Regions from separate parts of the Homo sapiens genome. Here region 1 is linked to region 2. A link is a contact called in ENCODE Hi-C or POLR2A ChIA-PET data. All regions are on one chromosome and are shown on one strand. Each heading gives the region's core, a stretch centred on a gene start or an enhancer-like site at or near the end of the contact. The rest is flanking DNA. Distances are from core to core; before and after follow the strand shown. Region 1 holds the start of STT3A-AS1 (STT3A antisense RNA 1). Region 2 overlaps FEZ1 (fasciculation and elongation protein zeta 1).

The links. Hi-C counts contacts between places; a loop is a spot of excess contacts on that map. ChIA-PET counts read pairs that join two places held with the same protein, here RNA polymerase II (POLR2A). Pooled maps may share reads with other maps.
Region 1: a loop to region 2 is called in a map of aorta, with 2.1 times the contacts of the local background. The contact joins the promoter of STT3A-AS1 here to the enhancer-like site in region 2. A Hi-C loop is called at or near these places in 1 of 168 maps with a recorded cell type or tissue (aorta) and 9 of 50 pooled maps. POLR2A ChIA-PET finds 5 or more read pairs at or near these places in 1 of 52 experiments (WTC11).

What each region holds. Positions count from the first base shown.
Region 1 is chr11:125,591,189-125,594,600 of GRCh38, forward strand. STT3A-AS1 (STT3A antisense RNA 1) reads right to left here and starts at 1,380. Exons shown (of 4, transcript NR_132372.1): 1 at 1,230-1,380. It overlaps STT3A (STT3 oligosaccharyltransferase complex catalytic subunit A), which reads left to right and starts at 1,664. Exons shown (of 18, transcript NM_152713.5): 1 at 1,664-1,730. RefSeq lists enhancers at 649-818, 936-1,530.
Region 2 is chr11:125,449,935-125,453,046 of GRCh38, forward strand. FEZ1 (fasciculation and elongation protein zeta 1) reads right to left here. Exons shown (of 10, transcript NM_005103.5): 8 at 2,400-2,475. Among named protein-coding and RNA genes, the nearest start is that of FEZ1, 45 kb to the right of the region's middle. RefSeq lists an enhancer at 1,478-1,597. Within about 2 kb of position 1,622, at least 13 of the 41 ENCODE cell types and tissues checked have a DNase peak (open chromatin) inside an H3K27ac peak, as active enhancers do.

The DNA of each region.
Region 1 (3,412 bases), core at 130-2,629, 140 kb after region 2:
TGCCCCCCTCCCCGCTTTTTTATTTTTAAAGAGAAAAAACTTCTTTTTGAGACGGAGTCCAGCTCTGTCGCCAGGCTGGAGTGCAGTGGCACGATCTCGGCTCACTGCAACCTCCGACTCCCTGGTTCAAGTGATTCTGTGTCAGCCTCCCGAGTAGCTGGGATTACAGGCACGCGCCACCACGCCCAGCTAATTTTTCTATTTTTAGTAGAGACGGGTTTCACCATGTTGGCCAGGATGGTCTCTACCTCCTGACCTCGTGATCCGCCCGCCTTGGCCTCCCAAAGTGCTGGGATTACAGGGGTGAGCCACCGCGCCCGACCAAAACTCGTATTTTGAAGAAGCATTTACTCCAAGTTCTGTAATTCCTTCAGGCTCAGCTTCAGTTTCCTTTTGTTAAAGTAAAATTACATCGAACACTTACTACTAAAAACAAAACCAAAAAAAAGCAGATCTATTGAATCATAACGTCCTGGGGCGAGCCTGGTCATGTGGATTTTGAAAAAAATGCATGTGATTCTGAAGCAGTGATTTAAATAATGACCTTTCAATAAGTGGTGGGTTCCGTTCATGGGAGAATAGGAAACTGCGTGAGTGGTAGAGGCAACAAGTTCGAAGAGCTGCGAGACGTTCCCACTCTCTCTGGTGTAGCCTTGGCTCACCGAGGCGCGCAGGGAGTGGAAGTGCCTGAGGATAAAGGTGTACACGTGCGAGTCTGAGATGATGGAATTGCTGCTCAAACTTCGTCCCCTTCTCTGCCCTCAGCAAACTTATTGGGGGTCGGGGAGCGCGTGGGGTGCGAGAGAAGAGAGGCAAGTTAGGATAGGGAGAGCGGCTCTCTGGCCGGTATTTTAACAAAGGGCTGAACTGACTAAGCATGGCCGGGCTGCCTCCCGGTCTCCCGAGGAAGCCCGCTTGCTGCTGGGGAGGGCTGTGCCTCCGCGGCGGTGGCTGTCTCAGCTGGCAGTAGAAATGCTTCCAGCTTAGCCCCGACAACCCCTTTAGGCCTAGGCACGCTCTTTCACAAAACCAGGGGCTGTGAACTCTGTCAAGGTTCCCAGGTCCATCGCAGTTACCAAGGCACAGTAAAAGCTCGAGTCAACTATCAGGCACATCCTGCAAAAGACGAACTGTCTGGACCAGTCCGCGTTTGAGTTTTAATTGAGAATAAATAGGTAGAAAATGCTTCCCTCCTCTCCTTTCACCTTGTATTAGGTAACAATTTCTACCTTAAAAAAGACGGGAGACGAGCGGCTCCGCATTCCGAGTTACTGGGACTTGGAGCAAGGGCCTATTTCAGCGTAGTTTCCGCTTCTTGTCACATGACGGGAGTCAGTGGGCCGCGCCTTCCCACTGCGACTCCCCGTGGGTCCGCAAACCGACACGTCACTCCTCGGCCCTCAACCAAACTGCTTGGGGCACGTTCTTTCCGCGCTCTTGACTCCTACGCGCCGGCCTATGACAGCTCGGCGGGAGCATACAGACCTGCCTCTAGACTGCTAAGTGATAGCTGTAATGACCAATTAAAAACTTGAATCGCGGCCCGGTTTACGCCTCCGGATTTGACAGACAGTTCCGAGACCCTATCGCTCTCCAGAAGCGTCCTATTGGCCTGGAGCCAGCCAACGGGGGAGCGGTCCGGGAGGCGGACCCGGCTCCTGCCAGGGTTGGGTGCGCCGCTGAACGGATGGCTGAGGGAGCCCCGCGGATCGTTTAGGAAAGCCGGCCAGGTGAGAAGGCCGTAGAACGTAACTTGAAAATCAGCGGCAGGTGCAGTCCATGGCGTTGATGGGGCTGAACGAAGTGCAGGAGGCAAAACTCTAAATGGGGGTGGAGAGCAGAGCTTAGGGCCTTGCAGAGGAGGGGGCGTGGGGCGTGGTGTGGGGGCTTCCTGGATGGAAGGATGCGAAGGTCTAGGGAGGGAGGGTAAGGTGGGTCTTGAGAACAGAGCGTGGGAAAGACTGGGTCCTGGGACTAGTTATGGAGGGGAAGGCGCGTAGGATGCTGGGGTGATGAGTGTCCCGCGCTGAGGGGTATCAGAGGTGGTCAGTTCTTTGAGGGTGGGAAGAAGAGGGAGGTGGGACCCGCTGGAACGACCGGAAGGGAGAAGAGAGTAAAAGATCGTGAGAGGGTGTGGAAACGTGTGTAGGAAAACGGGGCTGGGGAAATTGCAGTCTGGGAAACTAGAGGCAGGGTGGCAGGAGATGCCACAGCTTGCAGGGCACAGTTGAGGAGAGCAGGTTGGTAAGTGTTTTAAGAAAGGTGTCTTTGCTCTTATTTGCTTGGCGGTGTGCGAAAGTGACCAAAGAGCACGAGATGAAATCTCCCTTACGGCCCTGCCCTCAATGACTAGCTCGTTTACTCAAGTTTTCAAGTAGAGATCCTAGCAGTCTCATTTTGGTGTGTGGCTCGTATCAACGCAGTGGTGTTAAGTTTGTTCCTATTTCAGGCATTCCAGAAAACAGCTGCAAACCCTGAGAGATATGGCTGGATTGTTGACCTCCTGGAGTAGTTAGGCCTTTATTTTTAGTTGCAAAGTAAGCTTTCCCTTTGGGACTATACTTAAACACATTTCTAAACTGCTCTTCTGGGACAGTTAATTATGGAGAACATGCTTGACTTCTCAGTGTTGGGGCTAGCATTCTATATGCCTTCCACCTAGTCCAGTGTTGTTGTTGTTTTGTTTTTCTCCTTTATTCCAATAATAGTGGGAAAAAAGATTCATGGAGGAGGATAGACAAACGTTTGTTAAGGGATACACAAGTACAACTAGATAGGAATAAATTCTAGTGTTCTATAGGATAACTATTATTAGGAGTATAATTAACAACAAAAATACACAATTTGTTGTATATTTTCAGATAGCTAGAAGAGTGGATTTTGAATATTCCTAAGACAAAAAAAATAAGGTGATGAATCTACTAATTATTTCCCGACTTGATCATTACACATTATATACATGTACCAAAATGTCACACTGTACTCCATAAATATGTACAATTATGTGTCAGTCAAAAAGAATAAAAGCAAAACATCTTGAATGGTGTTGCATATCCTTTGTTATAGTCGTTATAACTTAGCTCTTGATCACCTTGTAATTTAAAAAAGTAGGTCTGGGCGTGGTAGCTCACGCCTGTAATCCCAGCACTTTGGGAGGCTGAGGTGGGCAGATCATGAGGTCAAGAGATCCAGACCACCCTGGCCAACATGGTGAAACCCCGTCTCTACTAAAAATACAAAAATTAGCTGGGCGTGGTGGCGCACACCTGTAGTCCCAGCTTCTCATGAGGCTGAGGCAGAAGAATCGCTTGAACCCAGGAGGTGGATGGAGGTTGCAGTGAGCCGAGATGGCACCACTGCACTCTAGCCTGGCGACAGAGCAAGACTCCGTCTCAAAAAAAAAAAAAAAAAA
Region 2 (3,112 bases), core at 372-2,871:
GGGGTTGGTTTGTTTCTGTTTTATTTCTTCTGTATCTTTAGACATGTATTCATCTCAGCTTAAGTGGATTCTAGGGGGTCCTGGTTTCTTCTGGGTTTTTTTTTTTTTTTGAGACGGAGTTTCACTCTTGTCATCCAGGCTGGAGTGCAGTGGTGCGATCTCAGCTCACTGCAACCTCCGCCTCCCGGGTTCAAGCGATTCTCCTGCCTCAGCCTCCCAAGTAGCTGGGATTACAGGCGTGCACCACCACATCTGGCTAATTTTTTGTATTTTTAGTAGAGATGGGGGTTTCACCATGTTGGCCAGGCTGGTCTCAAACTCCTGACCTCAGGTGATCCACCCGCCTCGGCCTCCCAAAGTGCTGGGATTACAGGCGTGAGCCACCATACTCGGCCTGTTTTATTTTTTTCTGCATTTTTAGACATGCCTTCATTTCAGCTTAGTTGTCAAGAACACTTTGCAACTGAGCATAAGCAGACTAAATGCCACACCACGAAGATCACGTAAAAATACAATAATTGCTCTTGCCAATACGTATCTAAATTAATCTCCAAAATCTAAAATTTACAAGGATTGGCTAGTCGCAGGAGCTGGTCTTTGGCCTATGTACTTAGTTCAAAGAGTAGAAGAGAGAAGAGGCATTGTTCACAAATTCATATGAGGATCTGCCAAAAAAGAGAGGCTTCATAACCTACAGGAGAATTGGTATTCAGAAAAGATGGCAGGTTTTTTTTCTAAAAGCAATAAAATGTTGGAAGGTAGTATATCCACATGATAGAAGAGATAGCCATAAAAAGAACATTAACAAAGTGTTAACTAATGTGACTAAAATCATGACACAAAATTTTACAGCCAGTATAATCTCAACTATATAGAAAAGATACAAAATATTAAGTCTGAAAAGCACCAAAATGGTAACCATAGTGGAGTAGACAATGAGTTATTTATTTTTCTTTGTTTGCTTTTCCTTATTTCCAAAGTAGTCTAAATGATGGATATACTCTAGCTATAATTTTTTTAATGAACTTAAAAAATGTAAACAAAACCACTCAAAATAGAAAAAAGTCTGTTTCTTAATTAAAATGAAAAGATTTCACACTGAATTCCTGAATGGGTATCTGCAACAAATTAATAGCTATTTATTTTTTTGAGCTATGATAGAATACTTTACATATATCAACCTTCATAATTTGTCCAAATTACTTTCCAAATGTAACTTGTGTGAAAACACAAACATCTATAAATGTCAGTTCATCTCTATTTTCTCCCTTAAAAAAAAAGAAACTTAGTGCATATTTATGCAAATAAAGGAGTTTACAATGAGTTAAGGACAAGTCACTGTACTTTGATTTTAAAATTCCTGATTCTCAAGGACACAGTGTCTATTGATGCAGGCATGATGTAGGCAGGATTTCTGTTTGCCAGAACCTCCTGCTTTCACTCTCCAAATTGACAAAAAATGAAACGTTTGGTCACCTTCAGCACCAGGCCCCAGCAGGTATCCATCCTCCTCAGCTGAACAGAAGCTCAACTTCCCCTCTCCTTGGGTATCCAGTAGCCCCGCACTGGCCCCTTCCCTCCAGAACAGGCTGCAGTGGGCGGGGCCTCGTTAGCTGTCACTCTCTGCAGGGCACGGTTGCCAAGGAAATGGAATTTCCCTCGTGATCCTCTGGGCCTGTCACCACATCTCAGCCTAGGATTTTTCTCGTCCTAAGAGGGCCAAGCTGACACTGATGGCTAACACCATGTGCCCCCCAGCCCTTTGGGGGTCGTACTGTTTGATGTATATAAACAGTTACTGTCTACAAAAGGCTCTTTGTTACACACTGTTTTCCCTCATAGTTCAGAATGTTTATTAATATTTGACAATAGAGCAAAGTGGAGGAGAGGAGGCAGTCACTTCCTGGAAGGAAAGCTGGACTCTATTTTTTCCAGTCAGCCTTACCCCACCCAAGAAACCTTGCTTCTCATTAAAAATACAGCCAGACCCAGAGACCAGGCGCCCTGCTTCAAGGGGCACAAGTGCCGACCAGGCAACCTCAAGTTGCAGGGAGAGAGAGAACAGGGAGGCAGAGGATGCCAAGCCTTGGGAACTGCAGGGGAAAACAAAAAGTCCCCTGCACCAGCACCCCAACCTCTTTCACCAGCTCATTTTTTTTTCCCCCAGCAGGCCTCTTCCCTTATGGGAACCAGGAGAAAGAAAAAACAGCTCTGGTTATCACTGCAGAGTATTTTAATTTTACACTGTGCGGGAGGATGTGACGCAGTAATTTGGAGGGTATTTTGGCCCATGTAAACCTGCTTTGAGGAGTCTCGGGCCTGCGGCACGGAGGTACAACGTACAGGCAGGAAGGGAGAAAAAGGAGCCACTGATCTGGCTGAGAACAAGAGGAACTCACTGTTTGTCAGCATCTGCAGGTCTTCCACTGAGGGAGGAGAGGCTTTCTTCTCGTAAGGAATGACTGTGTTCAGATACTGCAAGACAAACAGCATGCAGGGGGCTTGAGACAGAAGACATGCTTCCTCTGGGTTGAGATTTAGCCTTTCTCTAAGACACACACTGCAAATCTGACCTTCTCTGAAACATTCATGGTCACTGGTACGTCACTGTTTCAGAACTTCTTACCCCTCTTTAGGGAATGTCTCTTTAAAAGTAAGACTTTCCCACATTTCTCTCCATCCCAACTTCTAGATTCTTCCTACACTACAAACTTCTCTGTTATTTAGGAATCCTGGGGAGCTTTTTCTCCTTTAGACTGAAAGCAGAGAATAAATCCAAGGGGATTATATTTTCTTATTCTTTGCAGTGCAATTTGAGAAGGAATTGTTTGTCTTTTGTCAAAAAAGATATGCAAGAGAACCTCAACCCCGCCCAGGGTCTCTGATGTCAGATTTGCTCCCTCTGCTGGATGTCAGGTGCTCCTACAACAAAACCAGCATCAGGGCCTAGTGGGCTGTCAAAGGAGTCTCAAGGAAGCCTGAGGTGGTGAGTGCCAGAGCTCTAGATCAAAGCTAAGAAGCTCACTTTTTTTTTTTTTTTTGAGACAGAGTCTCGCTCTGTCACCCAAGCTGGAGTGCAGTGGCTTGATCTCGGCTCACTGCAACCTCCACC